Linked DNA regions of Homo sapiens: region 2 is linked to region 1. The links are chromatin loops, found by intact Hi-C in ENCODE. Cell type or tissue: mammary epithelial cell. All regions are shown on one strand.

Region 1 (8,000 bases):
ACCCATGCTGGAGTACATTGGTGAGATAATGGCTCGCTGCAGCCTTGACCTCCCAGGCTCAATTGATCCTCCCACCTCAGCCTCCTAGGTAGCTGGGACTACAGGCACACGCCACCACGTAGGGCTAATTTTTGTATTTTTTGTAAAGATAGGGTCTCACCATGTTGCCCAGGCTGGTTGCAAACCACCAGACTCAAGTGATGCTCCTGCCTTAGCTTCCCAAAGTATTGGAATTACAGGCATGAGCCACTGCTCTGGCCAAAGTTATTTTCAAAATACAGTGGTTTTACCCCACCACCCTTAGAGGTAGAAAGAATCTTTGACCCCACCACCCTTAGAGGTAGAAAGAATCTTTGTTGCCGGACAGATTTGTGGTAAATCCTGGTTTCTCACTTTCTGATAAAGAATTAGTCATTTTATTTGTTTGTTTGTTTATTTATTTATTTATTTATTTATTTATTATTGAGACAAGATCTTACTCTGTTTCCCAGGCTGGAGTGCGGTGGTACAATCTCAGCTCACTGCAACCTCCGCTTCCTGGGTTCCAGAAATCTCCCTCCTCAGCCTCCCAAGTAGCTGGGATTACAGGCATGTGCTACTGCACTCAGACTAATTTTTTGTATCTTTAGTAGAGACATGGTTTCACCATGTTGGCCATGCTGGTCTCGAACTCCTGGCCTCAAGTCGTCCGCCCACCTCGGCCTCCCAAAGTGCTACTATTACGGGTGTGAGCCACCGTGCCTGGCTAGAATTAGTCATTTTAAATTCACTGGGGCTGGGCGCAGTGGCTCATGCCTGTAACCCCAGCACTTTGGGAGGCCGAGGTAGGCAGATCACTTGAAGCCAGGAGATCGAGACCAGCCTGGCCAACATGGTGAAACCTCATCTCTGCTAAAAATACAAAAATTAACTGGGTGCCTGTAATCCCAGCTACTTGGGAGACTGAAGCACAAGAACTGCTTGAACCCGGGAGGCGGAGGTTGCAGTGAGCTAAGATCACGTCACTGCACTCCAGCCTGGGCAACAGAGCAAGACTGTCTCAAACAAAACAAAAGAACAAAACTCTCTGGGCTTGATTTCTTAATCTGTAAAACAGAAATAATTCTTAACACATTTGGTTACTCTGAGGATAAAAGTGGAGGAAAAAACATGCAGAGGATAGTCCGGAACTCCCCATGTAGATCCCATTATTAGGTAACTGAGGTACAAGTATCTTAGGCTACTGGTCCGGGCAGGCTTTGCTGAGGGGCTCCGTGCAGCTTGCTGGTGCAGCCGAGCAAATGGGCCTGTAGCCGACTCTTAATCCAGGTTGGTGCTATTCAAAGAGATCATCTTTCACCCGAGGGATTTCTGGGCATCTATTTTGCGGATCAGAAAGTAGAGAAAGAAGGTAACTTTGCCGAAAGCTAGTCTGGGGAGTTAGTAGCTGATACAGATCAGCATTTCCTAACTATGAGATTTCATAATATTCTCTCTTGTCTCGATTCTGAGTCACTGGTGCCTGCTGTGGTGGCATTGTTCATGAACATGTACAGTTATTGGGAAGTGATCTTGTCTTTCCTCCTGCCTTCAGGCACTGCTACCTAAATTACACCCCGACAGATGTATTCCCATTCTTCTTTAAAAGACTATGTCATGAGCTGAACTATTAAGTTTTAAAGTTGATAAGCATCAGGCTAAGCATATTTTTCCTGCCATCTCCCACGGAGGTATAACATTGTTTTCTATACTTAGGGAATTTACCAAAAAAAAAAAAAAAAAAAAAAAAGTTGGTATCTGCTAATGGGTCAAATTAGCAGGATGTTTTGAAAACTCAGTGGAAGAATAGCTCTTCCTGCAGATGCATGACCTGGTAGAAATCCAGACATTGGGCTCCACCAAACTCGAATGATACCCAATAAATGATGAGAGGAATATCCAAAGAGTTAAATGCCATGAGACCACTCACCCCCTAAACTCTAAATCCTTGTATGACCCTGAGACAGGCAGGCAGTAGGGCTGCAAGGCTGAGATAAGTACTGAAAATTGGCCCATATACATTTTGTTTTAACATAGCTCCTTCCTTTACACTTTTCTGTACCCCTGGCCTGAAGGCTCTACAGCTTGTTACATACTGATAGCTAAGTAAATGCAATCAACATTCCATGCTACTGCCTGCAGAAAAACCGAAATTGTTTACTGCCTCCAGGATGTTGGTAAATATCTGGCTGTATTTTTTTTTTTTTTGGCGGGCGGGGGCGGGGGGAGGCAATGGGTAGGAGAAAGCTAGTATACAGTGTCCCAATTTACATTATAAAATGCAAATTTTGTACTCCAGAATAAGAAACAACTTAGAGTAGACCTGTATTGTTCCAAAACTAATGAGAAATTATCATGTTTTCTATGTGTAGAAAAGTTTTCTCTTCGCAATGGCTTTACATATTTTCTGTAGGGAAAAATTCTATTTATAAAATAGCCTGGGATATGGAGAACTCAGTGATAAAAGGGGCAAGAACATTTTCAGATTGTTTTACCCTGCTGGAATGTAGCATGGGAAAGCTCCTTCCAAAAGGCTATTACCTCTGGGCATTCTGGCACAGTTGGGGAGTGAATTGGTAAGATAAAAATGGGACGAAAATCCCTATTTTCTGTTAAATACAAACAGGCTCAGAATGGGGCATCCTGCATTTAGGATTAGAAACTTCATTATACAAAAGCAGGGTGGAGAAACCCTAATTTGACAGCTAACCCAAGAGTGTATGGTGACCACAAGATTAACAGGGGCCAGCAGTGTGACATTGCCATTCAAAAAGCTGGTGCTGTAGTTGGGCTGTGGTCTAACCACAGCTGGGTTTTTTTTTTTTTTTTTTTTTTTGCCCAGTTTTGGGCACAGAATGCTAAGAGGAACGCCAACAGAATGGAGACTCGATGCCAATGAATTGGGAAATCATATTATGTGACGGGCAGTTGAAGAAGGCATGTCTGTAAAATTGAAGAAGAGATTTCTTAGAATGACCTCAGTAACAAGCTTAAATATTTAAGTGTCTGGTGAAAGTAGGGGTGGGATAGTCTCTGATGTGCTACAAGATCGAAGAAGGAGTTAAGTCCTTCTCTAGAGCCTCAAACCCCTGCTCAGCATGAAAAAAACAACAGAAACCCAAGTTAACATCTCCTTGCAATATCTGATCTGTTTTTCCAATACATCTGCTCATCTTGTTTCAAAACAAGTAGCTGTCACCATTCTTAACCCTGTCGTCCAAACCAGAAACCGGGCATCATCTTTGACTGGTCCCCTTTACTCAGGGGGAAAAAAAACCATGTCTTTTAAAGTCAGCGCCTATAATACTGGTCTTTGGTTTATCTCCAATAACTCGATTGTTAACAGCCCTTGAAGGGGAGGCAATACTGTTAAACTTGATAATTTCTAAAGAGTTTTGAGCTATTTAGCACGAAGTGATGCCAAGAAAAAGGAATACTAACATTACTCACAGCAGAGGGAAAAATTTTATATCCTTTCTGAAGGCCAAGGTTAAGTTCTGTGTGACTCAGCACATTGACTTTCTATATGACCCTAAATCCCTTCTATTTCCTGATCTACTTGTCTTGACCTGTTTCATTTCCACACCAAAATAGTTTCATTAACACAGCGATCATGCTCAGGAGATAGTGGCTAACTGATGTAATTAACTGACATGTCAAAGGCTATTGGTTTATTGCATATGCAACTGTCTTTCCTGGTGGGAAGATACAGTTTCTGCTGACATAATAGGTATGCAAACATGCCAAATTGCCCAATAATCTGCCCCCGTGATGGTGAGGTGTTTGCGGCCATTCTACTTACAGGAACAGAATGGCGGATCTGTTACTATGTTCTCCTAAAATGCAGCTGGCCAAAGGTGCTAATTGGTAAACAGTTAAAATAGAAAGAAGAGAAGGCAATTCAGTTTTGGGCCTTAGTGAGTTTTTTTTCCTTTTCTTTCCTTAAAAAAAAAAAATTGTGCTTTTGGCATGCTAATGCATGCATTTAGTCTCTGCAAGAAATTTCCATTTAAGAAAGAATTTAAAAACATGAAGTGCTCAATCCATATCTCCTAAACAACTAAAAAGACTGCAATTTCAAATGAGAAATTATGTTGCAAAGAAGAAAAAAGTTGTTTATTATGGCTCAAAATTTTAATCACCCAAGGGCTGTAAAGTTAAAAATAGACAATTCTGCCTTCTGTTTATGGTAAACTTGGCTGAGTCCCGGCAAATTTCAAAGCTGAACATACTGTATGTTATTTTTGCTTAATTTTAGATTCCACATTTTAAAATTATTTCTTACAAGAAGCATATTTCAGGATATAAACTTAGCCTGAAGAACAGTATTCTTGATTTTTGCCCATATTGAAACTCCTTTGAAAATAGTAAACTATGGTTTTGGGATTTTCCTATTCCCAAGAGTCCAAATGGGTACCTTTCTAAGTCTTTTACATTATGAATGAACACAGGATTATGAAATTGTAAAGGTTACTTTCTGCTCTCTAATTCCTTTACTCGTAATTTTAGTTTTCTTAACGGTATAACTTGATGCAAATATATACACAGTAGATACTAACTTTCACTGAAGTGTTTTCGGGAGGGAGGGGCACTTTACAAGATGTGTTGCCTTTAGTTTTTCCGGTAAGGAGACAGGAAGACACAGACACAGGCTCTTAGGGCACATGGAAAGCGCCTGCCCCTGTGCCAAGAACTTAAGAGAGAGCCGGGGATGGACCCTCCTTGCTGTGGCTCCTGAACAGTGCAGCCTCTCTTCTGATGCACTCACCCTGGCGAGGAGAACCGCTTGTGTGGCGACTGCTTGGCCCAAGAGCGAGTAGGATTGTTGACTCAACTCTCTTCGTGTCTCCTCAGAGAGGAGGAACACCTGGCTTCACCTGTTTACATAACTCTTGTTGATTCTTGTCCCTAAGCTCTTCCAGAATGCTCTTTTGGGCTTTTCCTCAAAAGGTTTTTAGAAGAACAAGCTTTTTGGGGTGGCAAGAAATTTAGGATGGAGATTTTTGTTTTTAACCTATTAGTCAGCGTGGCATCAGAGAACCACATGTGCCCCACAGTCAGTGGCATGCTCAGTAAATATTTGTTGAATATTATTTAAGTGAATGACTGTTTGCTGAAGAACAAGATTTCTCTGATGACCTTGACAAACGTATGTTTGTGATTAAGTTAATCATAGCTACCACTTAGAACTTCTTACTCACTAGACATGTAGCTGAACACTTCATATGTCATTCTGCTTTTTGTTTTTTTAAAGACAGGGTCCCTCCCACTCTGTCACCCAGGCTGGAGTATAGTGGTGCAGTCTCAGCTCATTGCAACCTCTGACCCCCAGGTTCAAGCAGTCCTCCCACCTCAGCCTCCCAGGTAACTGGGGCTACAGGTGTCTGCCACCACACCTGGTTAATTTTTGTATTTTTTTGTACAGATGGGGTTTCACCATGTTGCCCAGGCTGGTCTAGAACTTCTGGACTCAAGTGATCTGCCCACCTTGGCCTCCCAAAGTGCTAGGATTACAGGCATGAGCCACTGTGCCTTGCCTTCATATGTTATTTCTGATCCACTAGGTTTGGAACCTATCCCAGGACACCTGGCCATATAGAGTAGCTATATCGAGTCTATATTCAGCAAGTGCAGGGTAAGCTCTGATTCCATGGTCCTTCCAATATGCCATACCACCGAGGTTGAGAAAGGTGGTGTTAACAGTACCCATACGTTGACATAAGGCCTCTGAGAGGCCAAAGGATATGCCACAGTATTCTTTAAGGTGCTTAAGCCCTTAATCATGAAATGTTTTCCTAGGCCACAGTAAGAATCTACTTAGTTTACACACAATTCTAATAAATCCGGTTATCTGTTTTTCAAATACAAAGCAGATTGATTCATTCAGCAAATATTTTCTGAATACCTATTATGTGCCAAGTAGATTGTTCTAGATACAGTGAACAAAAAAGAATCCTTGCTCTGACAGAGGTGATGTTGCAGATTAATAGATCAGTGGTTCTCAAAAGTGTAGTTCCTGGATCAGTGGCATTAGCATAACATGGGGACTTGTTAGCAGTGCAAATGTTGGTCCCCACCCCCGACTTACTCAGTGAGAAGCTCTAGGGGTGGGGCCTGATTTTAAACAAGCCCTGTAGATGATTATGATGTATGTGAAAGTGTGAGAACCAGTATTCTAGAAGATTTTAAACAATTTGTGTTCCTATGGCAGATAGCTCTCTGGAGAACTTTGTCTCCTGATTCATTCCCAGACTACCGTGTGTGTGTACATGTGAGTGTTGGGGTCTTACCTTATAACGGCATTTAGTGATTGGCAAAGCTCAGATGCTGGGCCTCTATGGGGCAGAGGCACTTGGACATTTGTACCTAAGGATGTGGGCCCTGGAGTTACATGTACCTGAATTCAGATTCTTACTTTGCCAAGCACAGCCACAAGAACTTGGGAGAGTTAGGAAAACTCTCTAAGCCTTAGTTTCTTCATTGTGCAAATGAGGTTGACAGTAATAGGACCATACCTCCATTTGTAGCATGGCTACTTGGTACAAAGAAAATGTCCAGTAACTAGTAACAATTGCTTTTCTCTCTCCAGGATCCAGCACCTGGCCTGGCACAGGGTACATGCTCAGAGAACAAGTCTTTGAAAGAATGGGTAGATGTTTATTTTCCTTTGTATTAGCCATTAGCTCAAGGTCTGCAGCTACTTAATTCCAACCTGGGTCCATTTTTAGCAGAAGAAAAAAGAATAATGGGACTCAGCATCAAGGCGCACCTGACACAGAGTCCTCTTGGAAATGTGTGACCTGCCTCAGTTTAGCCACTGCTTTTACTTCATCCTCATCAGTCAGAGTATGACATTGCCTTCCCCTTTACCTCTTAATTTTGGAATATTTCAAGTGCCTCTAAAATTTTATTTAATTAAGGGGCTTCCAAATCTGCTTGTAGATATTTTATTCTTGAAATGCTTGTGGCATTAATAGTAAATCAGAATCAGACCTCCACCTATTTTGTGCCATTTCAGCACTAAGCCAAGGAGAAAAATTATTGAGGAAATTAATGCTTCCCTTAAGCACAGTAGGAACACGAAGCTAACATACTGCCGTATAACCTGATTTCACTGGTATTCTTTCTGAAATTTTTGTTTTTCTATTTCTATTGCATATTGGACTTCATGGCTAAAACAAAGTGCAATTATGAGGAGGATGTTTTCTCAAAATCTGTAGGGTCTGGTTGGTCACATAACCTTTCAGAAGAAACATTATCTACTGGATGACTTAGATGTTATTCACCAATAGATTATCAAGGTTTATCTCCAGATGTTCATTAATTCACTAAGTATTAATTGAGTATCTACTATGTGCCAAGCATCGTCCTAGGTGCTAAAGATATAGCAGTGAATGAATGGGACAAAAGTCTCTGCCCTCTTGGTATATACTTAGTTACTTTCTTTTTCACACATGGGCATGTGTGTAGGTGTCTCTGGAGTAATGCGTTATATGCAGGTGTTGAGCCTAGGGTGGTGTTGGGTGCATCATGGGCACTCACATGTTAATTTCCTGCACTGTAGATGATTGCTGATTCTCAGTGATATAATCCAGTCAAACCATTTGGCGTTCTTCTGCTTTAAATTTTATTGGTGAGGTTTAACTCTTCATTAATGAACGCTGTCACATTTTCTCTCTTCTCTGACATGTCCTGGTGCCCTGGGTTTGTGGGGTCAAGTCACTGCCGATTTAATTCAACTCTTCTTTGTATGACTACAAGTCCTGTGTTTTAGTTTCCTATTGCTGCTGTAAAAAATCAACATGAACTTAATGGTTTACAGTAACACAGATCTATTCCCTGATAGGTCTGGAGGTGGGGAGTCTCAAATCCAGTGTTACTGGGCTGAAATGAAGGTGTTCCGAGGACTGGTTCCTTCTGTAGGCTCCAGGGGAGAACCTGTTCCTTGGGCCTTCCAGCATCTAGAGGCTGGCTCTTCACTG
Region 2 (8,000 bases), 86 kb before region 1:
GGGACTAATATGCTGGAACTATCCTCCCGACACTGGCAAAGCCCAGAGACCGCATTTCCTACCACTTTGCCCACTTTGTACTGGGCACCCTCGGTAAACAGGATGAAAGCAACATTTTTATCCCTTAAGACGAAAATGTAACCTTTAGAATACTCCCTATTCCGGGGTTGACAGCAGGTCAAGGGCTCAGAGGCAAGCTTGCATTACACATAGGACAAGTACAACTTATCAGGGTGCAAAAAAGGGCAAGAAACTTTGTAAAAGTTGGAATCAGTATTCAAAGAGATAGTTTCAGGTGGTGCTACATAATGGCATGGTAACCACAAGAAGACCAGAAATGCTTGGAGTGCATTTCTGTTCTCGAAGAGGGGTTGAGGGTAGAGGCTTGGTGCACTGTGGTTTGAAGGTTTACAGAAAGCAGCCTTATCCTCATGAAGCTGGGAAGCTATGCTTTCTCCACAAAATACTTTTAATGATTTTCGCCCCAGAGATACCGGGATCCGAGACCTTCACAGGCTCTCCTGGCCTGAGGAATCACAAAACTTGCAAACTCTGCAGTTTTTCCCTTGAGTTCACTTTAAAAACACAGGCACCTTGAGCACAAAACAATTAAGGTGGTGGTTTCCCCGAGACAACAAACCAGGCACAAACACACACCTTAGTCTGCACTGGCACTAACATTCCCACTCTAGGGCCACTCACTGCCAGTTAAAGAACAAGAGCTATCCACTTCAAGTGTGGGGACAAGCTTCATTCAGGGTGCAAACACATGCCCACAAAACACAAAAGGGGAACGGTTACTCCAAAAGAAGTCTGAAGACTTCCAGTAAGCAGTAAAGAACAGCCCGGAAGGTCTGCAACCTGTCAGCTCCAGGGGCCGTCACCACTCCATCCTGTAGCCCCACAGCATTGAGTGCTGTGTTTCGAAAATTGGAAAGTGCTGGGTTTTAATTGGGGCTGGGTCCTGCCTTCTCCCCTCTTCCTCCAGATCGGGCCCTCTCTGTAAGCGGATTTGCTTTCCCGTGTATCGCCAGCAGGTCGTTTTTAGGCAATCTTGCTTCTGCAAAACGTTTTAAACATGGTAATATATTGCAGTCTTATTAAGTCCCCCTCCAGAAGTGGGTGAAAGGGGCTCTGTTTTCCTGAAAGATTCAGGAACTCCACTGTCTGAGCAAGACTAGCCCAAGGAAGGCTTGGATTGACTCCGCTATCCACTTAAGTGAAGACAGTATTTTTGTTGCTGTTGTTGTTTTTGGTTTATGTTTGTTTTTTGTTTTTGTTTGGTTGGTTTTGGTTTTGGTTTTGAATGCCTAGGAGATTTTAAATTCACATAATCCTCCCTCCAGGAGGAAAAAAAAAAAAAACAAGAAAACATTGAACTTGCTACCTTCATTATAAGCCACCCTAGAAGAAGCTGAGAGGACAGGCTGCTGAACTGGTGGACCACGAATTAATGTGGAGAACGAGGCCGTCCGGGCTAGGTTCCCGGGGCTCAAAGACGCAAAGGGAAGGCGACAAAGGTTTCTCACAGGTCGCCGTTAGGGAGAGGGGGCAGCGCAGGAAACCCGTTTATTTAAAGTTCAGTTGTGTTGGGCATCTGATCCAGGACAACTCGCCCAGGAGCCCGGCGGGTTTCAGCTGCCACCACGAAAGTAAGGATCGGTTCTGCCGCGTCGCCCCCTCCTTCCCCTTGGGATGTGCCAGGCGGGCGACAGATAAGGGGGCGCGGCGCGGGGTCAGCCACCGAGCCAGAGGGCGGCGCCCGGTTGCAGCGCTCCACAGCCGCCTCCTGCAGCCTCGCGGTCGTGACCTTGCCGAGCAGCTCCTGCGCCTCAGGCTCGGTCCCTGCACCCGCCCTCACTCCAGTCCCTCTCAGGGCCTGCAGTGGAAGATCCCCGTGGTCCGGGTGGGTGGCGATGGAGAGCAGAATTGAATTTATTTGCTCTCAAATTCCCCTAAAAGCTCTGAAACTGGGAAAGTCCGCGGGCTGCCAGGGACAGTAATCACTGTGTCCCCACCCGGACGCAGGAGGTCTCGGGAGGAGCTCCGAGGCCAAGCGCCCGCGACTTCTGGGTGCCAGGTTGCTGCAGACGAGAAATGAAGCCCGCCAGATTTGGGCTCCCGAAATTTTTTGAAGTATGAGTACCTTAGATTTCCCTTCTGATACAGCGCCTCTTTCGAAGGGGTGTGTGCGAGTGTGATAGTGAAGATGGGGTGGGGAGTTCTTGCCTGCTAAAAAGTCTCACCCTGGCCCCACAAGCGAGCAAGGGGGAGACAGGCAGGTGGAGGAGAAGGTAGCACACCCTCTTCTATTTTTATTCATTATTTTGAAAATTGTGTAAGATTGATCAAGTGGAGTCCTACGCTCACGCCCAGCGCTTGGAATGAATGAATGTTTCTCTCGGCGCTCTCAGCAAGATGCTTTCTACTAATGGAGAACTTTACCCCGGGTCTTGCAACCCACTAAACTTGGCGTCCCATGCCACACTGGGCGTCCCAGGCCTGCCTGCCCTCGACGGGGCGGTCTCTCTGCCGGCCCCTGGTAAAACAGTTACTGCACCTGGGGCTTCGCAGAGTGCAAGGAGGAAAGAAGTGGGGCATTACTTTCCAACAAGCAATGACCTCAGCCTGCCAGCGCCTACCTTGTTCTGGAAACACCTAATCTCTGCTTCCTCTATAAAGTTTAACTGCAGCTTGCCTCCAATCCCAAATTGCAAACACTAGCAGAATTGCTCCCTTAAGCATTTCCTTCCTTTGACCCTTCCTAAAGCCTTGTTCAAGTCAGCACTCTGGGGGTCCTTAAGAGAAAGAGAAATTCAGGATGGCCTTCTTTCAGTTTAAACTAATAATGACACAAAGGGAGCATACCTGAGTCCTGGGATTGTTTATACTTCTTCATAATTCAGTGACAGACTAGGCCTGAGGTAACAAGTTGTGTAGGAAAGAAAGCATTGCAACAGGAACATGGCTTGGAAAACTTCTCTCCAAAGGAAACCTTGGCTTCCTGCCACCTGGATAGTCACACATTAATAAGTATGCACTTAACATATACAGCCAACATTACATATTAGCATTGATCTGGTCAAGTGGAGAATTCTCCATAGTTGCTTAACTATTCCATGTATGGGAACAGATTTGGTAGGGAATGTTCTGGCCTATTCTTAATAATAATAAAGACTGCTGAGCTCCTTGCTTCACACTGACATCATAAAAGCCAGATAAAATAAACTGCTTAGAGGCCTCAGTGGAAATCCAGGAGCAGTTCAAAGATCCCCCTATTATATCTGACCTTGCTTTCCCTGTGTTTACATTGGAGTAATAATAACCTCTAAGATTCATTGAGCTGTTTGCTACATGTGCCATGCTCTGCTCTAAGCACTTTAATATGATAACTCATTTAATTCTGACAACAGCCCTATGAATTAGTTGCTGTTTTAATCTCCATTTAATAAATGTAGGAAACTGAGGCACAAATAAACTAAGTAATTTGCCTACTACTACTTAGCCTGTGCATGTTAAAACTAGCTAGTTGTTTGGCTGCAGCACCTGTGCTCTTGACCACTGACTACACAGACAAGAGGGGTTTTGAACAGTGATCTCTGCATGTGATCCTGCTTGGAGCTGTTTTCTGAAAAAAGTAGACAGGAAGTAATTAATCCCATTAATTTGGTACATCTAGACAGCCAACCTGGCATAGAAGAACTCTTACCCACTGAAAAGTTACTTTCCATAAGCTATCCAAGTGATTCAATGCATTTTATATACAGATCATAAATAAACAAGAACATTGAAAATTGTTCCATTCCCCATATCCTTTTGGTTGGTCCTTGAAAATGGTCTTTTTCCCCTCCCCCAGAAAATATATGATTAAATTGTCATTCTCAAAGAGCACTCATACACTGTATGTATTGCAGAGCTAGGACAATAACAGCTGTTAATACAGACAATCTTGATTGTTAAGGACGCATGCATACTGGACTCATCACTTTCATCACCTTCAGTTTAAACAGATGCCACCTGAGGAATATGACCTCTTTTTCTCTCCACATTAACCCCCTCCCCCATCATTATTCCCTCTTAAATAGAATCATGGATTGTCTGTGCAAAAAAAGACTTTAGAAACCACATCATTTACCCTCTGCAATTCTACAGATGAGGAAAGGGTGGGGTGGGGGTTGGGGGCACAGAAAAAGAAAGACTTGCCAGAGCTTACAAGGAACCCAGGACTCCGTATTTCCAGTTCACTCAGTTCAGTCTACTTCCCCCAAACCAGATTGCTCCTTAGAGTTGATAAAAAGTATTTAGACTAACAGCACACTTTAAAAAAAGTTTTAACAACCCTTTTTTGGCCCAAGATACATAAAGAAGGGGCTGTCTTACTCCTTTCTTCCTTTCAGATGTGTTCCTGGAATGTCTTCACCAGATGTTTACTCGAGAACTTGCAATCTCAGTCTTCAACATGTGAGCGCATTTTAAGAGCAGTATTTTAGATCGGAACCCAATTAATGATTTTTTTTCTTTTTTAAAAAAGGGAATTTTAGTTTGCTTGCAAATGATCCGAGTCTGTAGAGTCTTTACAGACTCTGCGTTAACCTCAGTCAATTCCACTCTAGGACGTGCTAGTCTCACAGTCTAGTTTTGTTCAGACTTTATTTTGCGCCAAGCTGCATTACAGACCACTTGTCCAGGCTGCAAAAGGTTGGGGTAGGGGGTTGGGGTGACGGGCGCTTCCCCCCCGCTTCATATACGTGAAGCAATCTGGAATCATTCCACTTGGCTCTGACGCGCGCGCGCGCACACACACACGCGCGCGCACACACACACTCTCACACACACGTGTACCGTGCATGTGTGGGCGCCTATGGATCTGTGTATGCGCGCGTTTGTGATTTAAAGTGACAGGACCAAGAACTGGCTGAAGCAGAGAATTGTTTTGCGTGATAAATCAACTTGATTGTCTCCACACTGTACTTCCATTATTCACCCGAGTGCTCGGTGGTTACGGCGGACGTGCACTGCGGCAAAAATGTCCTCGGAGCCGCTAATTTTGTGGCCACTGCGGCGGCTGCGGCGGCTGCGGCAGCGGAGGCGCGGGGGCGCGAGCACGGGTTGATTTTTCAAGATCTATCTCCTTTAGTGCAACTCGCCAAATGGAATCGAGTTGACAGCAGAAGCCTCACAGGATGCGTGTGGATTGGGTTTTGTGCCTGTGATTTTTTAAAAAAATATATTTTTTATTTGTGGAGAGGAGCCGAGCTGTTGGCGCAAGAAGGGAAATATACCTTTTCTGTTTTATTTCCCCTTTATTCCCTTAAAAAAAAAATGAAAATGGCCACCACCGTTTCCTGAGCTTTCAGGAGGCCAGACCTTTGCAGATGGGGAGGTGACACTTTTTTTTTTTTTTTTTTAGACGGAGTTTCGCTCTTGTCGCCCAGGCTGGACTGCAATGGCGCGATCTCGGCTCACTGCAACCTCGCCTCCCGGGTACAAGCGATTCTCCTGCCTCAGCCTCCCGAGTAGCTGAGATCACAGGCGCCGGCCACCACGTCTGGCTAACTTTAGTAGAGACGGGGTTTCACCATGTGGGTCAGGCTGGTCGCGAACTCCTGACCTCAGGTGATCCACTCGCCTCGGCCTCCCAAAGTGTTGGGATTACAGGCGTGAGCCACAGCGCCTGGCCGGAAGTGACACTTTTAATCTGTTTCTTACCTCTGTCCCTCCCTCCCTCACCCACCTCCACCTCGTCAGCTCTGCAACAGTCCAGGGAGAGAAATTGTCATAGGCACTTGTGCCGGTCATTTGTTTTCACTCGCTTTTTTCTTCTGACAGTAGTTACCAATTTTTTTCTTTTAAAACTGATACTTTTTGTCTAGTTATCAAATTTTTAATAAATATATGTCCAGAATATGTTTGATTTGTCTTCTTAAACACCAACCCATGCAGTGGCTGAACAGCAGCAGGAGGCAATCTCTTTACCAGATCTGGTAGAGATCACCTGGGGCAGACACAACTCAATAGTTACAGACAGTTGTTTTTTTTTTAATTTTTGGAGGAAGGTGGCTAATTTACAAATTAATTTCTAGAAATGTGTGTTGATGCCTGTGAGTTTATTTAAAAACACATACAGAATTTTACTTTCATATATTTATTATTGAATTGCTATTTTCTGTAGCTGAGCATATGGATCACACCAGACATAATTTACATTTAAAAAGTGGGATTCCAAAGACTTGAGGGTCAGCTGTGCCACCCAACTTTGTTTGCAGGACAAAACCTGAATGTTTTTTGAGGGGGTGGGAAAACTTTTCCATTCATAAAGATGGCATTGACATATTTATCCTAGGTTTTTACCTCTCTTGAAGCTGACTACAGAGCCATAGTGGTATTTGTCAAATTGGGAAGATAATTGCAGTGTGAATGTGTGAGTAATGACACAGTATTGCATAATAATAACTTAAGCAGCATATCTTTGTTTACAGTGATGTAACTTTCCCAAAGTTTATATGTAGCCTTAAAGGGTTTAGTGCAGAGCGGATTGCAAATGAGTAACTGCCAAGAAGAAAGAAAGAGGGTGATCCATCCCTCCCAGTTAGTTCTGCAGTCCTCATTGTTATATGAAATCCCAACCTGCAGATACCAGGGGCAAGAGGACCCCATTTTTCTTGAACAGAAGGGAGAGATTGGAAAGAGGCCAAACTGATGACCTTAATGTATTTGATAAAGTTGGCCCGCATTGTCCATGATATGAAAAAATACTCCTTTTTAGGAGAAATTAAAAAGCTAGATGTAGCAACACAGTGAAAATCCATCTCAGTTAAATGTGAATATATACCCAGTGGAGTAAGCTATTACAACATAGTTGAAATATAGCTTTTTTTTTTTTTTTGACTGAGTCTCATTCTGTCGCCCAGGCTGGAGGGCAGTGGTGCAGTCTCAGCTCACTGCAACCTCTGCCTCCTGGGTTCAAGCAATCCTCCTACCTCAGCCTCCCAAGTAATTGGGATTACAAGCATGTGCCATCATGCCCAGCTAATTTTTGTATTTTTAGTAGAGACAGGGTTTTACCATGTTGGCCAGGCTGGTCTCGAACTCCTGACCTCAAGTGATCTGCCCACCTCAGCCTCCCAAAGTGCCTGGATTACAGGCGTAAGCCACTGTGCCTGGCCAAAAGACAGCTTTTTTTAAAAATGTGCTTCTAAAATAGTGAAAATGAGCCCAAATGAACTCACCACCAACAACCTCATTTTCTCCAACATTTAAAACATACTTAATCGGTCCTGTGTTTGGGGTACTGTTTCACAACTCATAATTTGTAAAACTGTACAACTTTCATGTTACCATAACTTGATGAGTTTTTTTTTGTTTTTTTTTTGAGAGAGGTCTCGCTCTGTCACCCAGGCTGGAGTGCAATGGCACAATCTTGGCTTACTGCAACTTCCACCTCCTGGGTTCAAGTGATTCCTGGTTTCAACTTGATAAAGTAGGCCTGCATTGTCCATGATGTGAAAAAATACTCCTTTTTAGGAGAAATTATAGCCATGCCTCAGCCTCATGAGGAGCTGGAATTACAGGCGCCCATCACCACATAGCTAATATTTGTAGTTTTAGAAGAGACAGGGTTTCACCATGTTGGCCAGGCTGGTCTTGAACTCCTGACCTCAGGTGATCCACCCACCTCGGCCTCCCAAAGTGCTGAGATTATAGGTGTGAGCCACCACCCCAGCCGGATATTTTAATTCAGCCATTACAGAAGAGACAAATGGAAGTAGGTCAACATCTAGGTCCACAGAAAGGCGGCCTACCTACCAACTCAAAGGAAACCCATACTGTCTCCCAGGCACCAAAACTTCCACTGTCTTTTTTCTTAAAGACTCACATTCCAGGGCCTCAGAGTTTGATGTGATTCTGACTTATAGCTACAAAAGTGATACCAAAATGTTTAAATTAAAATATGAACATATGAAAACTAACAAATAAGCCTTTGTTGGTCATTAAGCAAG

Evidence for each region. A loop is a pair of places that touch in the nucleus more often than their neighbours do. Peaks named below come from ENCODE experiments on the same cell type or tissue, not always from the same donor. Only the 100,000 strongest peaks of a DNase experiment are listed, where the experiment ranks them.
Region 2: a loop joins it to region 1, with 9 times the contacts of the local background. A loop is called at or near these places in 8 of 110 quality-filtered maps.

What each region holds. Positions count from the first base shown.
Region 1 is chr1:61,138,135-61,146,134 of GRCh38, forward strand. All of the region lies in intron 2 of NFIA (nuclear factor I A), which reads left to right. Among named protein-coding and RNA genes, the nearest start is that of NFIA, 60 kb to the left of the region's middle. RefSeq lists an enhancer at 3,453-3,597 and a cis regulatory region at 3,520-3,530. In mammary epithelial cell, no CTCF peak of the experiment used is centred here; DNase peaks (open chromatin) are centred at 1,477 and 3,647; H3K4me3 peaks cover 173 bases; H3K27ac peaks cover 2,845 bases.
Region 2 is chr1:61,052,235-61,060,234 of GRCh38, forward strand. No RefSeq gene overlaps it. Among named protein-coding and RNA genes, the nearest start is that of NFIA, 26 kb to the right of the region's middle. RefSeq lists an enhancer at 2,125-2,998. In mammary epithelial cell, no CTCF peak of the experiment used is centred here; a DNase peak (open chromatin) is centred at 4,867; H3K4me3 peaks cover 1,256 bases; H3K27ac peaks cover 556 bases.